2 separate regions of the Homo sapiens genome follow, and region 1 is linked to region 2. The links are chromatin loops, found by intact Hi-C in ENCODE. Cell type or tissue: gastrocnemius medialis. All regions are shown on one strand. Each heading gives the region's core, and the rest is flanking DNA. Links, peaks and the distances in the headings are about the cores only.

Region 1 (11,318 bases), core at 1,323-9,322, 230 kb after region 2:
CCAGCAATCTGAAGTTTGAATTTAAGCTTTTTTGATGATCTCATCTCTAATTTGAAGCCACAGACCTCCAGACAGCAGCAACCTTTAATCTGACAGTCAGAGAAAGGATTAGAGTGACAGTTTGAAGATGGGTTACTCGTGGTCTTGGTTTTTTTTTCCTTTTGTAGTAGAGCATTGTTGCTTTGAAGATTTATAGGTCAAGAATGTTGTAGAGACAGTCATATGCTGCTATTTGCCTGTAGGTAAAGTAAGAATCAAATTTAGCGGCGTTCAGACATGGCTGATATGCCAGGCTGCCAGAGACAAATATGTGAGTGCTTGCTTAAGTTTGGGGCTTAAGAACCATGTTAGTTTCATTTATTTCTGTAGGTATTTTAGGATTTTCAGTTTTGAGTATCTTAGTCAACTTTTTATGTTGATAGTTAATTGCACATTTCATATATCCAACTAAAAAATGTGGAAATAAGCAGATGATCTTTAAAATATAGTTTTCCCTGTTTATCTCGATAAATTCTTTTTTTTTTTTTTTTTTTTTTTGAGAGTGAGTCTCGCTGTGTCACCCAGGCTGGAGTGCAGTGGCCCGATCTCGGCTCACTGCAAGCTCCGCCTCCCGGGTTCATGCCATTCTCCTGCCTCAGCCTCCTGAGTAGCTGGGACTACAGGCGCCCACCACCACGCCCGGCTAATTCTTCGTATTTTTAGTGGACACGGGGTTTCACTGTATTAGCCAGGATGGTCTCAATCTCCTGACCTCGTGATCCGCCCTCCTGGGCCTGCCTCCCAAAGTACTGGAATTACAGGCATGAGCCACTGCGCAAGGCCAATCCTAACTTTTTAAATGACAGACACATTGTTTGCCCTTTGCTTGTAATACTTTGAATGGTTAATTTGTATATCCCTTATTGATCTTCACTACACCTCAATATGAGTACACTGGACAAGGAGCCATGTTTCCATTTTCAGATAGAATAAGAGAAGTTTGAGAAGCTACCATGTAGCTTTATGAGGCAGGTTATCTGTTTTACAAGATGTCTTCAGAGTTTTTTCTATCTCTAATTTTTAAATAATTTTTACATTTTTTTCTACTGTGATTCTGAATTTAAAAAAATGGAACTAACTTCACACTCTAAATTTGCATTTTTGTCATGCTAAGATATATTCCCCTTCATGTAACTTTTCCTTTAATAGCACAAATTACAGCAACACTAGATGGTATTATTTTGAAATAGTTTAGAGAGGATCTTTGTGATTCTTCAACAATTAAGTCCTGCAGACACATCTCCATCTTTGGAGGCTCCCTATCTTTTACCAAGGGTCAAGTATATGGTGACCTTTTCAAACTGTTCCCTGCTAGGTGTCTGAGTTTGGCTCTGAAAGAAATCATTTCCTTTAAGAGCTCGCTCCAAAGCAAAGCCTTTACACGTGTAACATCTCCTTGGCCACATGCGTCACTCTGCATATAAACAGCCTGATTGGCTGGGGCTGCTTAGATCCATCTGTAGGCCAGTGCTGCCCTCCACAGGACAACCGGTCAACCTTCATGGGCATCAGAATTACCTGAGAAGTTCTGCCAAAAAGACACGCCTGAAGGAGCAGGTGCAGGTCTACCTGGAACCCTGGCCTCTGAATGTCACCAAGTGTCCAGGGATTCTTGAAACTTCTCAGGGGACTTTACTCTGTGGTGTGTTGGGCTGTATGGACTGCTGATGTCTCCTCTGAGAGGATTTACAACCCTGGGCACATAAGAATCACGTGGGAGAACTTTAAAAAGTGACAGTCCCAGACTGCACCCCCAGAGATCCTGATTCTGGAAGTCTGGAGTGGGTGTGGGTCAGGCTAATGAAGCTCCTGGAGGCTTGAAGGCTCTGTTAGGTGTGAGCATCCCAGACTCTGCCTGGGTAATTCTAAACCCTGGTTGCACTTCAGCATCGCACAGGGAGACTTATAGACCACTTGTGTCTCATGTGGTGAGCTGAATAAAGTCCGCGAAGATGTCCACTTCTGCATGCCTGGAGCCTATGAATATGTTACTGCTGTGGTCTAAATATTTGTGTCCCCCCAAAAATTGTAGTTTGAAAACCTAATCACCAGTGTCGTGGTATCAGGAGGTGGGGTCTTTGGGAGGTAATTCAGGCAGACTCTTCCCTCATGAATGGGATGTGTACCATTGTCAGAGAGGCCCCAGAGAGCTGCCTTGCTCCTTCCACCATGTGAAGGTGCAGGAAGAAAGCACAGTCTGTGAACCAGGAAGTGGGTCCTGAGCAGACACCAAACCTCCAGGTACCTTGATTTTGGACTTCCTAGCTTCAAGAACTGTGAGAAATAATTGTGTGTGTGTGTGTGTGTGTGTGTGTGTGTGTGTGTGTGTGTGTAAGACAAAGTCTCGCTCTGTCGCCCAGGCTGGAAAGCAGTAGAGCCATCTCAGCCTACTGCAACCTCCGCCCACATCCCTCCCCACTACCCCCTTTCCCCGCCCCCACCCCAGGTTCAGGCAATTCTCATGCCTCAGTCTCCTGAGTAGCTGGGACTACAGGCCCGTGCCACCATGCCTGGCAAATTTTTGTATTTTTAGTAGAGACGGGGTTTCGCCATGATGGCCAGGCTGGTCTCGAAATCCTGGCCTCAAATGATCCACCCACCTTGGCCTCCCAAAGTGCTGGGATTACAGGCATGAGCCACCGCGCCTGGCTGAAAGTTTGTTTTTTGTAAGCACCCAGCTTATGATCGTTTGTTTTAACAGCCCAAATGGATTAAGACAATTACATGGTAAAAAGAACTTTGCAGATGTGATTTGGTTAAGGATCTTGTGATGGGGAGGTTATCCTGATCACCTGGTGGGTACTAAATAAAATCACAAGGATTGCTTATAAGAGGGAGGCAGGCAGTTAAGAGCCAGAGAAAATGTGAAGATGGAAGCAGAGATCAGAGTCATGTGAGGTCTGAGTCAAGGAATGTAGATGACCTCTAAAAACTGAGAAAAGCAAAGACATTGATTCTCCTCTAGATCCTTCAGAAGTAATGCAGCCTGCCAACACTTTGATTTTAGTCCACTGAAACTAATTTTGAACTTCTGACCTTCAGAACTGCAAGATCATAAATCTGTTATTTTAAACCACTAAGTTTATGGTAATTTGTTACAGTGGCAACAGGAAATGAATACAACTGAGACCTCAGCACAGACCATGTAGACCAGAATCTCTGGTGCTCTTTCCTCCCTGCTTCTCCCGTTAAGAAACATCTTAGTTTATGACAGTCTAGTTTGAGTTAACGCCAAATTAATTTCACAGGTATACAAAAACTTTGCTTCTATGATCTTTGATCCTCCCTCCCACCTTCATGCTGCTATTGTTACAGATTACATCTTTATACATTGTGTGCCCATCACTCAAGATTTAGAATTACTGTTTTATGTAGTGGTCTTTTAAATCAGACAGAAAAAAAGAAAGAAATGGCTGGGTGCGGTGGCTTATGCCTATAATCCCAGCACTTTCGGGGGCCAAGGCGGGTGGATCACCTGAGGCCAGGAGTTCAAGGCCAGCCTGGCTAACATGGCGAAACCCTGTCTCTACTAAAAATACAAAAACTACCTGGGCACACTGGTGTGTGCCTGTAATCCCAGCTACTCAGGAGGCTGAGGCCAGAAGAATCGCTTGAACCCAGGAGGCAGAGGTTGCAGTGAGCCAAGATCACACCACTGCACTCCAGCCTGGGTAACAGAGTAAGATTCCATCTAAAAAAAAAAAAGGAAAAAAGAAAGAAGTTATGAACCAAAAGTACCTTTATACTGTTTTTTACTTTTACCTATGTTGTCACATTAACAGGGCCTTTTATTTGTTAGTGTGGATTTGAGTTACTACCTAATTTCCTTCCATTTCAACATGACGTGTTCCCTTTAGCATTTCTTGGGAGAAGGTCAGCTAGTGACAAATTCTCTCAGCTCACCTTTTCTTTTTAAAATTATAGCATGTCTTAATTTCTCCTTTGAAGGATGGATTTGCTGGATGTAGAATTCGCCATTGACAGATTTTTCTTTCTTTCCACACTTTGAGTATGCCAGCTCACCTCCACAATTATGAGTAGTCAGCCATTAGGCTTACTGAAGTTCCTTTGTGCGTGGGGACTCACCTGTCAGTGAGGTGTGAAATTGCCAGCATTTCTTTATTTCTCACTCTTGAGTTTGCAGGTGGGCCGTGGCAGTTCTACTGAAGTCCGCAGGTGGGAAGGGCAGAGATCTGATTCTCCTGCATTTCCAGGCAGAAGGCACAACCACTCTCTGGGACGCATGGCTCTGATGCGATAAGAGCACACAGAGTGAGCCCAATGCACCATGTGTGTTTGGCTCTTAGCTTGGACAGGCAAATCCACATCCACTCACATTCCAACAAGCCAAAGCAAGTCACCCAGCCCATTGCTTCTGGGACAAGGATGTACATTCCTCCTGGGCGTGGGGGTGCGGGTACCGCAAGGGGAATAAATTTTTCCTGAGCTACGATACAATCTCCCACCAAAAGTCATACAGCCATTTAGTTAACAACTTTTCTTGAATAGTTCAGTTATCATCAATGATCCACATATTGATAAACATGACTTGACAATAATAACAATGTTAGCATTTTACACTATTTTCTAGAAGCTTCACTATGCTTCATTTATTCTCAGAAATTCTCTCTAGGATAAGCTTCATGGGCAGAAAGAAGAATGAATGAAAGCCACGTAAAAAGGACTGTAAAAGCCAGTAAAAAGGGCTGGAATAAATGGGACAAATCATCATCCTTTTCTATACCCTTATTTCATCTGTGTGAACACATTTGCTTGCTGATTTGTAATCAGAACCTGTGGCCAAAGAAAAAACTGTCTGTCATCTTAGCTCCAGAAAGCTACTGTCATCTTACTGCATCCCAGGTGGCTTCTTTTGCAGGATTCCTGGAAGGATGATGTTAGCTCTGCTGTTTCACTGGAAGAGTGACTTCACTGGGCCAGCCCTGTGTCCTTCCCACAAATGTGGTTCAGGATTTCATCCAACATAGCTCTTTACCGTGGTGCTGCCTCTAATTTGGGTTTACCATTACCCCACTGGAAGCCAAGAAATATTTACCCTATTTATATTTAGCACTTGAATCAGAGTGTTATGATATCAAAGTCCATGTAAACTGCTGAACAGAACTTTAAAACAGCATCCTGAATCAGAATGCATGCCCTATTTTGTTGTTGTATGAGTTTGTTTTCATTTATGAAAAGGTGATTTGAAAAAGGACTGCAAATTCCTCCTTCTCTTCTAGGCCTGCTACTGCAGCATCTCTGTTTTCACTGTCTAGATTTTGTGTCTAAACATTCCTTTGTAATTTATAAGATTGTTGAACGTGGGCTCAGATCTTCACTTCTGTGACCTTAGTCCCAGACACTGCTGTCATCCATAAAGGTACTATAAGACCCCCTTACATCACTCTTTTAAGACAGACACCTTCAACTGAAATGCATTGCATGTGACTTCCTCATTTCAATGACTAATTAAATTGTGAGTATATTTATGTAGAATAAAGTGAAAGGTTCTTAATGTAGTTATATTTAATATGTTACTTCTTCATTAAAGAGCTTCCTCTGAGCCAGGCGTGGTGGCTCATGCCTGTAATCCCAGCACTTTGGGAGGCCGAGGTGGGCGGATCACGAGGTCAGGAGATCGAGACCATCTGGCTAACATGGTAAAAACCCATTTCTACTAAAAATACAAAAAATTAGCCAGGCGTGGTGGCAGGCGCCTGTAGTCCCAGCTAATCGGGAGGCTGAGGCAGGAGAATGACGTGAACCTGGGAAGCGGAGCTTGCAGTGAGCCGAGATCGTGCCACTGCACTCCAGCCTGGGCGACAGAGCAAGACTCTGTCTCAAAAAAAAAAAAAAAAAAAAAGAGCTTCCTCTGAGGAAGTTACCTACTTTTGGTAAAGTGGGTATTTTGAGTGGCATAACTAGCATGAGCAGCATATCAGTGCAAATGCAGTAACACTATGAATTAAAAAGGGAATAAGAAAGGTCTTGTGTTTGATCAAATATTTATCTATTAATGTAGAAATTCTCCTTGGAACCCTGGTTGGTGCTATTGCTTTTAACAGTAATGAAAAGAAAGAAGCAAACCTATCAGAGACTCTCCAAATTCCAAGCAACGGTGATCCCAGAAGCCTTGTTCTCTTCCCAGCTTGCTTTTATTCCGTTAAGTGCCTTTGTGGCCAAGTCACAGTCCTGGCAGCTAATGGCATGACTCATGCAGTGAACACACCTGCTCAGGCTGGATTCGAATCAGGAAATATTGGACACTGTCCTTGGAACTATATTTATAGCAAATGGAAGCTGTCAAAACAAAACTGTTTATTAGCAACATAGCATGGGTCTCCTAGAAAACAAATTTAAAAGTAGTGCTCCTCAGGCCTCTGTTTCTCTTGAAGTAAGAATAACTTCATTCTCAACCAACATGACAAAGATTTCCGTGATAGCACTGGCTAGTCTGATACACCATACTTATTTTTTCCAGTTAACATGTTATTTTTTTTCCAGTTAACATGAACATCTCTATACTCAGCCAAGGAGCTGTAATAACAGAGTTCCATTTGACAACAGAGCTGTCAGTGTGAATACCTTTTGCTTTCTTCTTTTCTCATTTCAGACTCTGGGACTTTGTACACAGCCAGGATTTCAGTTACCATGGGATATTTCCAAATTTAATCTCCAGCCAAAGTGTGGATATTTATGCATATTTCATAATTCAGATAGCTTACTAGACATAACCATTTGGTTTTAACACAGATACCTACGTCCAAAACTTAATTTTTTTTTTATTTCTTTAAACTTGCTTCTTTCTCCATAGTCTCTAGTTTGGTTAGAAACAGCACTACCTAATTAAGCAAGACTTTTAGTAATCATCCTTTCTTCCTCTTCCTCCTTGTCGTTCTCATTTCCACGTGCCCACTAGTTGCACTCTTCCATGCAGACACCTCCTAAACCCTTTGGCATTGGTTTCCCTGCCTCTCTTTCCTAGGCCTGCCATTCCACTAGAGGCTACGCTCTCTCTCACTGGACAATTACAACAACCTACTGCAGTGACTCAGCCCTTGGAACATGGACTCTGGGTTGGTTGGTTTGTGTATAAAAAACCCACTCCCAGGAGAGTCTTTGCTTGTCCTTCTTCCAACTGATCTTCTACTCAGGAAAACTGTTATGTGTATATGACTACTTTGCTGATTTTTATTGTTGTTATTGATGATGACCCGTTTTTGCTCAGGCAGGAAGTCCATCTAGGGAAGCCACTGTCTTTGTGAAAACTTCACACTGCAGCATATGGGACCAGGATCCTGGACACAGCAAATGTCAGCCCCAACCCCCATGTCCCCCAGATCTGTATTTCCAGCATAAACACAGGCTGGTTGGAGGAAACAGGCTGCATTTAGACACATCAAAGGAACTTGAATGCCAGAAAGAAAATAGAGTCCTATGGCTATTAGAGAGGGAAGACATCCAAGAAAATTGTCATCAGAGACTGTATCCAGTTGAGCAAACTCGTCTTTCAACTTAGTAAGGGTAATTACTATGCAAGTGTGTGTACTTACCAAGAATAAAATCTCCAGGGACACAGAGGAGACATTCCGGGTCTTTTGCCCTGGCCCCCTATGGCTGTTTGCACTGTGTCTTCTGTGTTAAAATGTACCTGAAATTTGTCTTCAGCAGGTGTGGTAGGGCAAACAACACAGAAATGACTGATATGGAGGAAGAAGTTTTTGCTCATAGTTCCCTAGAAACAGGAAGCACTCTATGCTGGGCCACATGGGGAGGCACAAGGCTTGGCCAGGAGGCAGAGAGGATAGAGGGAAAAACATGGGAAAGTGCTTTTATTGTGGTTTTCAAAGGAAGAAATGGGCAAGGCAGAGTAAGCAGCCTAGAATTTTCTAGTTTAATTCCCATGAACTCTGAGCATAAGGGATGTCTCTAGTTGTCTGCTGCTGGCCCTGGGATGACTAGGGCAGAGGAACATTGCCTCCTGTAGTATAACAGTCAGACAGAGGAGGTGGTATGGAACATGGGCTCTGGGTTCATTGGTTTGTGTATAAAAAGCCCATTCCCAGGAGAGTCTGCTGTCTGTGAGAACTGGCTGGCCCTGGGAGCAGCAGTCTCTCCCCAGTCATGAGCCCCTATCTTAGTCCATTTTGTGTTGCTATAACAGAATACCACACACAGGGGAATTTATAAAGAATAGAATTTCACTTAGCTAATAATTCTGGTGGCTGGGAAGTCCAAGATCGGGCAGCTGCATCTGCTGAGGGCCTTCTTGCTGCATTATCCCATGGTATCCCATGGTGGAAGGGTGGATGGGCAACTGAGCACTTGCAAAAGAGAACCAGGCCAGACTCACTTGATAACAACCACTCTTGACTAACCACTCCAAAGATTAACCATTCATGAGGGCAGAGCCCTCATGACCCAATCACCTCTGATTAGGCCCCATCTCCCAACACTGTTGCATTGTGAATTAAATTTCCAACACATGAGCTTTTGGGGAACACATTCAAACCATAGCAGTTCCCACCTGTCGAAGTATGATAAAGAAGGAAATAAACAACAGCATTTCCAGGTTTATCTTGGGCTGCTCTGACCAACCCCAGAGAATGATCTGTGAACACACTTGCTTTGTTTGCATCTCAGTGGCTCATGTTTTGTAGCAGAATCTGCTCTTGCCCTGCCGAAATTTTTCAGGCATTATTATTTAGAATGCTCCAGTGACTTCTGACTGCCAGTATCTGTGTATTTGGGCCTTTAGGAATTCTCCAAAGCCAAGTCAAAACTACACTGCCCTTCTAATGAAAGGCCAGGTATGACCATCGCCAATGGGCTGCAGTATATGACTGTATAAATACCCCAGCTCCCTCTCCTCTAGGTGTGTGCTCTTCACCATTTCCCAGTTTCCCTGTGAAATTAGGTTCCAAATGCTCACTTTGCTTGCTAACTTTATGCTGTATGTTTTCTCCAGTTGCCCTTCTTTTCTTCAACATTTTCTCATTTACCTCCCTGTGTTCCCTACAGTCCCATATAAACTACTTGCACATCCTTGTACTGGGATCTGCTTCTAGGGGAGTACAAACTCAATCATGCCCTCCTTTCCCTCTGCCTAGAATGTTGCTCCTTTCTTCTTGACCTGAAGAACTGCTAGAGAGCTTTCAAACTGTATCCAAAAGTGTGACATCTTCAGGAAGTCTTATCTGTTACTTGATGCTGGCTTTCCCACTCCTTTGTCTGTATTCTCACAGCATTTTCTGTATACCATCACTTAATATGTTGTGATTTATTAAATACATTTTTCTCCTTTCTAGGACTGGAAGTTCCATGAAGGACAGCGATTGTCTAATTCTTTTCCTTTGCACCCAAAAGAGCCTGGCACATGGTAAGTGATGTATAAATTCTGGGCAAATGACAGAATCTCTAAAATCAAATATACATTTTTTTACACTTTTCGGAGATTCACTTCTGTCTTAAAATCTGCAATAATTTGCCTCTCTCTGCACCTTACTCTGATTATTTTTATTATAAAAAGATATAAGTTTGGGCACCAAGAGACAAAAATCACCATTATATATTTTTAAATATTGTCTCTTTATTGCTCGCAAACATTGCCAGATGATATGCAAATATTGCCTGATTTTTGGTTACAACCCCTGCCAAAAGGTGAGGATTTTCAATTGTCCAATGGCCCCAGGCCCTTGATCTGGCTGTCTTTACTACTTTGGGGATATGCTATGGCTTGAATGCATGTATCACTCCAAAATTCATATGTTGGAACTTAATTCCCAAGGTGACAATATTAATAGGTGGGGCCCTTGGAGGTGATAAGACCCTGAGGGCTCCACCCCTGTGGATGGGATTAGTGCCCTTATAAAACGGCTTGAGAGAGAGTATTTGTCCCTTTTCTTGATCTGTCCTTCCACCAGGGAAGGACACAGCAACTAGACACCATCTTGAAGTAATATCCCTCAGCAGATATCAAACTGCCAGCATCTTGATCTTGGACTTCCCAGCCTCCAGAACTGAGAAATCAATCTATTGTTTATAAATCATCCCATCTAATGTGTTTTTGTTATAACAGCAAGAAGGGACCAAAGGTAGATGACAGAGCCTATGCTAAAAGTCTTAACACTCCAACCTCATTGAGGACTCTAAGAATTGGCTTTATGAAAACATATAAAAGCAAGCAAGCATCATTTCAAGAGAAAGCAGAGCTTCTAGCAAAGAATTTGCAAATATTCCATGTTCTTATCATCTGCTGTTTATACAAGAACCAGACTTTTGATGTTCCTTTTTCATTCCCAGCAGCTGGTCAATGTGCTGAAGAGAAGGAAAGATAGTCTTTCAGGACTATACGGAGAATTTCGTCAAGGGTCATCCAGGAATGAAAGGCTTCCGGCTTCAGGAAAGAATTTTCTATGGTAGTTTCATCACACACTTTTTACTACCAAATCCTCAGATACTCATAAACAGTAAACATTAAAGCTCACTCTATTTTTTTTTATTTTTCTAAAATTAAAAACACTATGCAGTGCCCTTAATTCTCTCCTTGTGTCTGGAGGGACCACTGGTTTACTAGGACTTGAGACTGGGCCACATGTGATGCAATGGCCACAAGGCTGAGACGGGGCTGGGAGAACAGGGATGTGGCCTCCTCTCTGCTGAAGCTGAAATCACACATCAGGCTGAGGATTCTTTGTTTGGGGCCAGGTGCAGGGGTCTCAACTATGCCTAGAAGAGCTCAATGAGAATCTAAATGGCCACCCCAGAACTACACAGGGCTGCTGTGTGGACACACAGGTGTTTCCAGGTGACTTTTACAAGGCTGATACAGACTTGCCTTAGAATGTCAATATTTTAATCCATCCATTTAAAAAGTATAACACATGTCCCATGTTTTTGCCCTTGTTTCATGAGTAACATCTTTTAAAATGCTTGTATCTTAGCTATTTCAAGAAGTCGATTCTGACAGCTCTTTTGCTTCCACAAACAGTAAGTGCTTCTTTCCTTATCTTGGCTGTGTTTGTTGGGCAGGCTGTTAGTATCAGAGTCTTGAGAAAATTCAGATTTGTGTTTTTCAAACCATGTTTTAGGGATCCTTATTCTCTTCTAGAAGCTTCATTTAAAAATTAAATAAAAAGTCTCCATAGCTAAGTGAATTTGGATAATTTCGTATGTACCATGTCAATCTATTGGAGATTCACAAAGTTCTCAATGAAGCAATCTATTTTAACTTCATGGAACTTAACATTTCTCAACCTGTCTAACCATTGCACACTTTT
Region 2 (11,318 bases), core at 1,748-9,747:
TTCCAGGCCTTGCTCAGCCAACAGCCACATCTCAGGTCCCTATCCCCCAGCCCCTGCCTATAGCAGCCCCTGTGTGCTGGGGCCTGGACCCCCAGGAAAACCCCGTGAGACCCTCAGCCCCATCCCTGTGCTTTGGGGCATGCCTCTGAACACCTGGAGCCAGGCTTCTCACACTTTCCTGAACACCAAGTCACCCCTGGACCCTGTGGAAATGCAAGTATTGACTCAGAGGGTCTGGGGCAGGCTGGAGCCTGTGGTTTTAACCAGCTCTTGGGTACTGCCATCGCTCTGGTGCAGGGACTGCACTCTGCGTAGGGAGTGTCTGGAAGGCCTGGCGAGCCATCACGTCCCTGCTAAACAATGATAAACACATACACTTATACCTGCAGGAGCAAGCCCATGCATACAGGAGCACGTGTGCACCCCCGTGCAATATTTAAAGAGCCATGAAGCAGATAGCACCATGAGAAAGACTCCCTGGGCCACAAATGTGCCGGCTCGCACCCCTGAAGTCCTGAGGAATTTTCTCATCACATGACCCGCCCCACACCCTGACTTTCTGGGTTCTCACTGCATCTGGAGGTCTGCTGGGGTCAGCTGAGGCTTCCCCTTGGTTTGGAGGCCACGTGGGAACTGTCCTGCCCAGGCCCCGGAACTTTCCAGGCAGCACCTCCTGCTCCCCTCACAGTTCCCCCAGGCTATTTTTAGGATCCTATTTTTGCCCTGTTTGAAGTTCATGCTGACTTCACCACCTAATTAGAAAGGGCAGCTCCCTGGAATTATCTGTCCCACATTCTACTCTGTGTACTGTACAGAGCAGAGGTGATCAGATGTCCCCCAGTTGGGGTCAGGTGCCCGGCGTCTGTCCCTCTTTGCCCGGGTGGAGTGTTTTGGAGCCCACCCCAGTGGCCAGGCCTGAGGCAGGACCTGGTTCTCAGTTTCTCCTGCCCGCCTGCGCTGACCCAGCCTGCCTGCACTTGCTCTGGGCATGTGGCTCCTGCAGTGGGTCCCAGACCCACCTGGCTCTATCCACAGCCCAGAGCAAGGTTGCGGGAGGCAGAAGGGGATATGGCTTGTATGGGGCCTGCTCTGGCCAGGTCAACCTGTCAACAGTGCTCTGCACTCCCCAGGGGACGGACTATCACCACAGGGCTTCCACCTGCTGGGCTGGGCTGTCTCTCCCAGCTCTTCTCACTTGGAAGGCTGGGGGCTCACGCTGGAGTCTTGGATTTCTGTCCTGATGCTGCAGGTCTGGGGGCCTGCACTTGAGAGTCTCAAAGTCTTTGGAGGGACGCCAGGCCTCCCTCTCACCACCACAAACCCTGCCAGAGTTCTCTGAGCACCATCAGGCAGTATGAGGGTAGAGGGTGGACTGTGGGCCCAGGGAAGGCTGAGTTCCCCTCTCTTATTTGTCATTTTCCATGTAATGACAGCAGGTTACTAATTCCTAGAAAGCTCAGTTTCCCAAGGTTAACCTTACCCATCTCATGGGGATGGTGTGATCATTGAATAAGTTAATGCTCATAAAGCCTCAGGCATAAAGTAGACTAGTAAAAAAGGTTATTTCTTCTCCAGCCCATCGCTGTCGGGAGGTCTGACTGTCGTGGATGTGGCATCATGGGTCGGGCTGAAGACCTGCCAGTGTGCTCTCTGGAGCCCCGTCCTGACTCCTCGGGGCAGTGCTGAGCCAAGCATGGGCCCCAAGGACCTTGTCTCTCCCAGCTCACCTGTGCCCTGGGCCACCCTTGGACAGGTCCAGCCTCCGTTTCCATCTGTGAAATGGGTTCTCTGAGTGCTGCACTCAGAGAAATGGGTTCTCTGAGCACTCAGTTCTCTGAGTGCTGCTCAGAGGCCCCTTGAGGTAGTAAATTAAGCAAGTGTCCGGAGAATTCTGGGGGACCTGGAGACCCCGCACCCTCATGAAAGCTCATGAGGTCCAATCCCCCTTTCAAGGTATGAGCACAGCTCTTTCCAAATACAAGGAGATTCTTCCCAAAGTGGGTTAACCGGGGCACCCCACTGAACTGGAAATAAACTCTACCGATTGGGCTGAAAGCTGCCCAGAGGTGCCCAGTTTGGGAGGATCTCATCCACACGGGGGACGGCTCCATTCAGCATGGCCTCCTCTGGACTTTCCATGGCCGCTGTCACCGTTTCTGTGAATATGACATTCCCAGCCTGGCACTGGGCTCCTTTCCACCCCGCTGCAAACGTCACGAGAGCCAGGACTGTGCCTCTCACAGGCACATCCCCTGCAGTCCCAGATGCTCAGCAAGCAGTTATTATGAACAGAGTGCACAAAGGACAAGTGTGGCCCAGCCCTCTGTCCACACATAGGGACACAGGCCCTAACTAGTCCTGCTTCCTTCTGCCCAGGTCTCTCAGGAACACTCTACTTCCCTCTGGGAAGCACCTGGTGGAGAGGTCTGGGCGACGGGGCTGGGTGAGCAGCAGCCCTACTGCACATCCTCCTGCTCTGGGCAGACCCTTGAGTGCCTCTTGGATGCTGAAGCAGGCTGCTTACAAAACCAGTGTTAACAAAGGCCCAGCCTGAGGAAGGTGATAGGATCTGCTCCCGCAGTGTGAGCCAGCCCAGGCTGGGCTGTGTTCAGGGCATCCAGGGAGGAGGCCTGAATTCTACAATTAAAACCTAAATGCAGGAACAATCTAAACAACCAGGCTTGGGCATGTCCTGTTTGTTGTGTAAATCCATGAGTCTGGTTTGCATGGCCAAACGCTCCCTGACAGCTGACTGCCAAGTTTCTGTTAGGGCTTAGACGTGACCTCCTTCAACCCCTGCCTTGTTTGGGTTTACTCTGGGGTTGAAGTCTGACGAACATCTAGATGGGGGCCTCCTGGAGTGGCCTGTCACTGTGTCCAGAGGGACATGGGCTTGCCAGCTCCCCGGGCGTCCATGCAGCGGCTCCCCGAGGCCTGGCCAGCTCCTCACCAGCTCCTGCTGAGTGTCTGTGCCCACGGCAACCAAGAAGTCCTGTGTGTGCCCTGCAATGCTGCTTCTTCTTAGAAACTGCAAACAGAGAGAAAAACTGCCTGGCAGCTTCCGCACTGATCTCTTTCTCTGTCCTTTTTCTCTTCACTTTAATTTTTTTTCTCCTACTCTTTTTCTGTCAGAAAGCAGTCAGCAGCCATGTGAGTTACCCCGTGAAGTTCTCCTGCCTTGGTCTGAGAGGCCCTCGGTGCGTGTTTAGGAACTGCAGCCAGCTAGCCTTCTCCTCTTTATTCAAAAGCCTGATTCCTCCTTACTGCATGGCAGACCCCCCCAGCGTGCCAGCTGTGCAGGTCCCAAGGGTGCTGAGGGCAGGAGAAGGCAGCTCTGGCAGCTCACGAGGGCATCCATGCACCGCCCCCATCTGTGGAGCTGAAGTTTAACGTATCCTCTGGGGCCCCCATCACACCTGCTTTTGATGGCAGAAGGGCAGGCACATGCTCAACTCTTATCCTAAAGCCTTCCAGCTGGCTACTTCATCATCTGCAGGAGTCCACAGGACTATGGGGGACAACAGCTCCCCAAGGCCCAGACTCCCCCTTAGTCGAGTGCGGTGGCTCATGCCTGTAAGCTGAGCTACTCAGGAGGCAGAGGTGGGAGGATCACCTGAGGCCAGGAGGGGCAACATGGAGGGAAACTGTCTCTTAAAAAAGAAAGAAGGAGGCTGGGTGCGGTGGCTCATGCCTGTAATCCCAGCACTTTGGGAGGCCGAGGCGGGCAGATCACGAGGTCAGGAGATCAAGACCATCTTGGCTAACATGGTGAAACCCCGTCTCTACTAAAAATACAAAAAAATTAGCCTGGTGTGGTGGCGGGCACCTGTGGTCCCAGCTACTCCGGAGGCTGAGGCAGGAGAATGGCGTGAACCCGGGAGGTGGAGCTTGCAGTGAGCCGAGATTGCGCCACTGCACCTCCAGCCTGGGTGACAGAATGAGACTCCGTCTCAAAAAAAAAGAAAAAAAAAGAAAGAAAGAAAGAAAAAAGTTAAAAAAAGTTTTATAAAAAAGTAAAATTTAAAAAAGACTAAATAAGTAAGTAAATAAATAAAATGGGTGAGCCCCACCCCTCCCAGCTCAGCCCTGTCCCTGGACACATGGGTTTAACTCACAAGGGCCTCCCTCTTCTTCTCGGGGTGCCTCACCCTCTGCAAGGCCCTCCACCATCTCTCTTCTCCACTCCACACCTTCTCAGCTTCTCATCCTGACTTGTCAATTGCTCCATGCCTTTTTTTTTTTTTTTTTTGTGAGACAGAGTCTTGCTCTGTCACCCAGGCTGGAGTGCAGTGGCGCGATCTCGACTCACTGCAAGCTCCGCCTCCCAGGTTCACACCATTCTCCTGCCTCAGCCTCCCGAGTAGCTGGGATTACAGGCACCTGCCACCACGCCCGGCTAATTTTTTGTATTTTTAGTAAAGACAGGGTTTCACCGTGTTAGCCAGGATCATCTCGATCTCCTGACCTCGTGATCCACCCACCTCGGCCTCCCAAAGTGCTGAGATTACAGGTGTGAGCCACTGCGCCCAGCTGCTCCATGCCATTTTTTAAAAAATTATGTTTTTCCCTTTAAAAATTGCTGCAAAGGGCTTCAGATCCACGTGCATAAGAAAGGACATAGAGCGAAGAAGGAAGGCCACCATCTGTGGTCTGGCTACATCCTGAAGTCAATCAGGCTTGTGCAGGTCCAAACTGGCTGCTTAGGACAAGCTCAGGTATCCTAAGGGCCAGAGAATCTGCTCCTTTTCCCCACGAGCATGGACGTACCCAGAAAGTGGTGCAGGATAGGTTGGCTCCAGAGGGGAGGAGGCCATCCCAGCAGGCTGAGGATGGTGTGCAGGGTCTGGAAGGTGTGACACTCCCTCATCCCCCCCGGGGATCAGCTCAGTCCCCCATCCCACCCCACTCTTGCCCTGTGCTTGTGAAGATCCTCTGCCTCATCACACAACTTTCTTTGTCCTATTTCTCCCCTTGTCAGGTGGCCAAGAACATGGTGTACAGTTCAGAGAGCCTCTCAATATGTTGCTTTAAAGTTGAAGACGGGGCCAGCCCAGGGTATCAGCAGCCTTGGCCCCTGCTCCATGCACCATTGCAGGCTGGAGCTATGGCGTTTCCCAAAAACCACCTGGACTTCTTACACATAGAAACAGGGTGACCTCCTAGATGGGTAGACATGCTGCCCTCCAGCTGAGGGTTGGGGTGATGGGATGGGCTGAACTCTGTTCCCCCAAATTCATATGTTGGCGTTGAACCCAGGACCTCAGAATGTGAGTGTATTTGGAGACAGGGCCATTAAAGAGGTAAGGTAAAATAAAGTTATTGCGGTGGGCCCTGATTCAATAGGACTGGTATCCTGGGAAGAAGAGATTAGATACACACAGAGGGATGACCATGTGAGCGTGCAGGGAGAAGACACCATCGGCAAGGCGAGGAGAGGCCTCAGAAGGAACCAGTCCTGCTGACAGCCTCGTCTTAGACGTTCAGTCTCCAGAGATGTGAGACGATACAGTTCTGCTGTTTGAGCTGCCAGATCTGTGGCACGTTATTACCACGGCCTGAGCTGACCCACACAGATGGTTCTCTCGGTCAAACTGTCTCCCCGTTTGCCTTCTGTGCATACTGGCAGGTGAGTGAATGAGCAGAAAGCTTCATTTCCTCCCCAGGCCTGAGCAGGCAGCAGCTGCTTTCCAGGGAGAAGCGCCCCACCTCGCCTCCCAACCCCACACCTGAGGCTGGCCTTGTTATATTTGCCACCAAGATTCCTCAGGGAGCACATCTCTTCATGGACTCCAGGCCCCCAGTCTCAGGACCCAACTCAGCATCCCGCCCACATTGTTGATCTGTCTATTCCTTCCTAAAGCATCAATTATTTTGGAAGGAGCCCAAGAAAATTTCCAATGAGTGTGCATGACAAGGGGATGAAGGAAAAGCACCCTCCTTCGGCCATTTCTGCAGGTCCTGGCTCTGTGCTTTGCAGAAGCGGCCTCGGAGTCCTTGCCAATAGACCTATGCCTAGTGCCCCAAGGGACAAGTGTGTGTCTCTGCCCAGAGAAGGCAGGGAGAAGGAGGAGGCTGGTTCTGCTCCAGCTTGAGGTGGACCTGGGTTTGGGACTGTCATGGGACCAGGGAGGTGACCTTGTATTCAAAAGTTATCACATCCATAACCCAAATGAACTTTCACCTTCTATTTTTCTGCTAAGTCGTAGTTAAAACAAGGAATATGATCTCCACAGGGTTGTGTGTCCACAGCAGTGAAGGAATCGGGGTTTGAGGAATTATTTGGAGATTGTTACCACTTTAGAATGGCCAGCCTGGGCTTCTAAGAGGAAGAGTCAGCTTTCCTTCTGGCTGTGCATGTACATACTAAGTGCATCCTGAAACCCAATGATTAAGTAATATAGTGAACAGAAGTGGTGATTCGGGGAGGGAGAGGGCCACCAGGAGAACAAAGTGGGGCAGCTGGGAGGATGACAGTCGGGAAAGAGGTGGCTGTGTGGGTGGATCTCTTGAGGGCCTCGCTGCATGCTGAGATAGAGTGAGCAGCGGAGGCAGTGGGCACAGAGAACAGCCGAGGGGAGGTGACATAGGAGAGCTGCTTTACAGGATGACTCAGTGGGGACAGAACAGTTCAGCAGACAGGGACACCGTGTACAGAGGCACAGAGCCAAGGGGGCCTGGAGCAGCTGGGAGCCAGCTGGGGCCATGCCTGCTATACCTTGCCACTGGAGCTGCAGAAACTCTGGGGATGTGTCCTTTAGGAGCCAGCTGGGAAGGGCATGGCCATCCGTGGCTGTGACAGCACCCCACTGGCACTGTTTCCACTGTCCACGCAAAGTGGCCGTGGGCTATGATTATTCTGTAAGGCCCAAGACACAGAGCACTAGGAGTTCTGCAGAACAAAATGTGTGGCCACACACAGGTGTGATGGTGCATTCTTAAGTCTCTCAAGTTTTGGGAGCTGATGACACCTTGTGGGGTATGCACACCCACCTCTTCAGGCCTGACTGCCTTCCCTCCTGCCAACAGGCCCAGCACAGCTGTCCAGGGATGCTGCCGGAAGCAGCCGCAGGCCCCTGCAGGCCCATCCTCCGGTCCCTATCCTGCCCTTTCCTTGACATCCCACCTCCTCTCCAGTGGTGGTGATTGGAGCAGCATCAGAATACCCTGGAGGGCTCCGTAAAACACAAATCACTGCCCCCACGCCCCAATTTTCTTATGTAATAGCTTTGGCCGGGGCTGGCACTTGTTTTGTCAACAGGATCCCAGGGGATGTTGATGGTGCTGGTCTGGGGACCATGCTTTTGACAACCACTGCATACAGCAGGACAAGTCATGTGCAAATAGCAAAACAGGCCTCTGCATTCATTTCCTAGGGCTTCTGTAACGAAACATCCCATCCTGGGTGGCTTAAAGCAACAGAAATTTATTCTTTCCGAGTTCTGGAAGGCAGATATCAGAAATCAACATGTGCGTAGGGTGAAGTTCCCTCAATCCACAGCAGAGCAGCAGGGAATCCAGCCCACATGCACAGTTCAGCCTGGGGCAGGGTGGGGCCCATAAGAAAGCTGGCCAATTCTCCTTGCCGTGCAACACTTTGGCCAGGCCTTCCGGCCACTCACATCCAAGCTCTGTCCGCACCCTGGGACACAGCTGCCTCCTGACCACCCAATGAGCGTACAACTGTGCAAGATGTGTCTGAACCGGAAAGGCCTGAGCAGGCCACAGAAGTGGCCAGAGCATTTGTGCAGAGAACTGGGGGGTCCTTTCCTGGAAGGATGGGGTGTGGGCTCCTGGTGGCGAGGGGAACCTGCATGGGGCCTTCTGAAGCATAGGACCCCAGTAGAAGCCACTCTTCCTTCTGTTTAAGGAAAAATGAGAAGCAGCACTCTCCCCCATCTCCACGTGCCAGGCTTCCAGGCCATGATTCTCTTGCTTCTGCCCATGGTGCGGGAGCTCAAGCTCGCCCGTGGGAGCTTGTTGGAGCTCAGATCAGGGTCCTGTCCACAGAGAGTCTGCTTTGGAGGGTGTGGCCTGGGCTGGGGCAGTGTCACATGGCAAGCGGCCCTGGTGATACGTGTGGTCAGCGGGGCACCGTGGAGAAGCAGCTGTGTGGGGCCCCCTGGGAAGTCCTGGTGGGGAGAGTCACCTGGGAGCTCTGACTTCACCTCACCATACTGGGAGTCAGAGACGTGCTCAAAAACATGGCTTCCTGGGAAGGTTTCGAAGCTCATCATCATTCACACGTTGGTGTGAGGAGGCCCAGGTGCAGCGAGCCCCTCTGCACCCTAGAGATGGGTGAGTGTGTTGTACACACATGTGTGCGTGCAGATGTGTGTGCACTCTTTTTAAACAGTGTGCCCACAGTGTGGCTGCGGTCAAGGAGGGAGTTTAAAGTGTAACCCCAACGTGCCATCTTGAACAGAAGAAACCTATCTCACAGCAGAAATTTTTTTGGTGCTATGACCAGTTTCCATGCGCTTGACACAAGGATCATAAAACCGAGGTTTGCAGAGTGCCACTGAACAGGGCTGTGAGGAGGCTGTGAAAGGGATGCGTGTTCCGGCCTGCAGAGCCTGGCATGTGTCTGCTAGAGGAAGGCACTATCTTGGACAGTGAAGGGGACTGTTCAGAGGATGGGAGGGAGTGCTAGGCCACTCCAGCCCTCAATGGACATGTCCAGCTCCGGGACTGCCTAGGTCACCCAGTGACCCTGGGAAGAGAGCCTAGGAATTTATTAATGCACACAACATACCACACACATCACTCACCACACATCACATATACCCCCCCACACACACCACACACCCCATACCACACACACACATAGCACACCACACATAGCACATACCACACACACACACCACACATACCACATACCCCCCACACACGCCACACACCACACATCCCCCCACACACCATATCACACACACAGCACACACACCACACATCACACATACCACATACCACACACATGCCACACACCCCATACCACACACACAGCACACACACCACACACTACACTACCACACATACCACATACCATACACACACACCCCATACCACATACACAGCACACACACACCACACACATATCACACACACGCTACACATAACACACATACCACATACCCACTCCCCTACACACCATACCACAAATACCATATACCATATACACACTACCACTTACATACACATATCACATACAAACACATACCACACATACCACATACACACACCATACATCCCATACCACACATACAGCACACACCACACATACCACACACACACCACACCCCATACCACACACACAGCACTCATATACCACACATACATCACATACCACACACATATCAGATACCACACACACACCACACACCACATATACCACATATTCCATATCACACACACACACCCCACACCCCATACCACATACACAGCACACACATACCATGGACATATCATATACCACATACACTACACCCCACACATACGACACATTCCATACTGCACACACACCACACCCCATACCACACGCACAGCACACACACCTCACACCACATATACCACATACCACACACACACCTTACAGCACATACCACATACACAACTACCACATACATACACATACCACATACAAACACACACCACCCATACCCCACACCACACACACACAGCACACACAGCACACACCACACACACACCACACATACACCATACACACCATATACCACACACACATAACCACACACCACAAACTCCATACCACACACACGGCACACATACCAAACACATACACCCATACCACACATGCACCACACACATACAACATACCACATACACACACACCACACATAACACCCACATACCACACACACACCACACCCCATACCACATGCACAGCACACAGCACACACCACACATACCCCATACCACACACACACAGAGCAGACACACCACACAGCACACACACACCACACATACACCATACACACCATACACCACACACACATAACCACACACTTCAAACTCCATACCACACACACAGCACACACACCACACCACAGATACCACACACATACAACCATACCACACACACACCACACACATACTACATGCCATATATACACACACCACACACCACACATACCACATACCCCCCACACCACACACACACCACACACCCCTTACCACATACCACATATCACATATACACCATATACTACACGTACCACACACCACACCCACATACTACACACCACATATCACATACACACACCACACCCTACACATACCACACACCACACCCACATACCACACACACCACATACTCCATAACACACACAGATCACACACATACTACATACCACATACACACACCACATACCTCATACTACACACACACCACACACACACCACATATCACACACACCACACACACATCACATACCACATACACACACCATGTACATACTACATATCACATGCACACACGCACATATGCCATATACCCCTTATACCACATCCCACACCACACACTCCCCACACACCACACACTGCATACCACAGCACTCACCACACACCACAAACCACACACACCACACATACTACACACACCACACACACATACAACACACCATACCACACATATACCACACTATGCACACACCACAGCATACCACACACACACCAAATACACCACACACGCAGCACACCACATACCCTATACAATGAACACACAATGCACACCCACAGCATACCCCCACACACATCCCACACTGCACACACGCACACCTTCTCACAGGCTCACAGGACACTTTTCTAGAACATGAGGCATTGGAGATGGAGATAACACACAAAAATTCTCTCTGGCGTCTCCTCTGCATATGTGCGGGCAGTGTGAAAAATGTACACTCAGAGACACTTTGGGCCATATGTCTGAACCCACACTGACAGCACACACACTGAGCGGCCATGGGAAATACAGTCTGCACTGCCTGAAGCGCGTGTACATTTTGGTATCCAGTGAGAAACTGCTCATAGCTCAGTCACCTCAATGAATCAATGTACTCAATAAGCAGAGGAAAAGCAAGCAGACGGAAAGATAGTTCTTAAAAAGGAAGTTTGCAGGCCCTGAGCAACATCATAAAAGCAAAGAGAAGCAAAACACCCACAGATGTGGGAAGGGAGTCCTGTCCGTGGGTCTGCTCTCTGCAGCCCAGTGGCTTCCAAGTCTCCCACTGCAAAGCAGGCCCCTGTTGCTCACGGGGGCCTTTCCCCACAGTTGCCCCCCCACAGTGCCTCCCTCCACCTCCCTGCCC

Evidence for each region. Peaks named below come from ENCODE experiments on the same cell type or tissue, not always from the same donor. Only the 100,000 strongest peaks of a DNase experiment are listed, where the experiment ranks them.
Region 1: a loop joins it to region 2, with 3 times the contacts of the local background. A loop is called at or near these places in 6 of 110 quality-filtered maps.

The regions. Positions count from the first base shown.
Region 1 is chr9:90,100,981-90,112,298 of GRCh38, forward strand. No RefSeq gene overlaps it. Among named protein-coding and RNA genes, the nearest start is that of MIR4290HG, 65 kb to the left of the region's middle. In gastrocnemius medialis, for the core only: a CTCF peak has its summit at 1,528 (motif pointing left); DNase peaks (open chromatin) are centred at 1,501, 4,987, 6,241 and 7,061; H3K27ac peaks cover 4,277 bases.
Region 2 is chr9:89,872,301-89,883,618 of GRCh38, forward strand. No RefSeq gene overlaps it. Among named protein-coding and RNA genes, the nearest start is that of MIR4290, 150 kb to the right of the region's middle. In gastrocnemius medialis, for the core only: no CTCF peak of the experiment used is centred there; DNase peaks (open chromatin) are centred at 2,891, 4,981, 6,621, 7,611 and 3 weaker places; H3K27ac peaks cover 5,805 bases.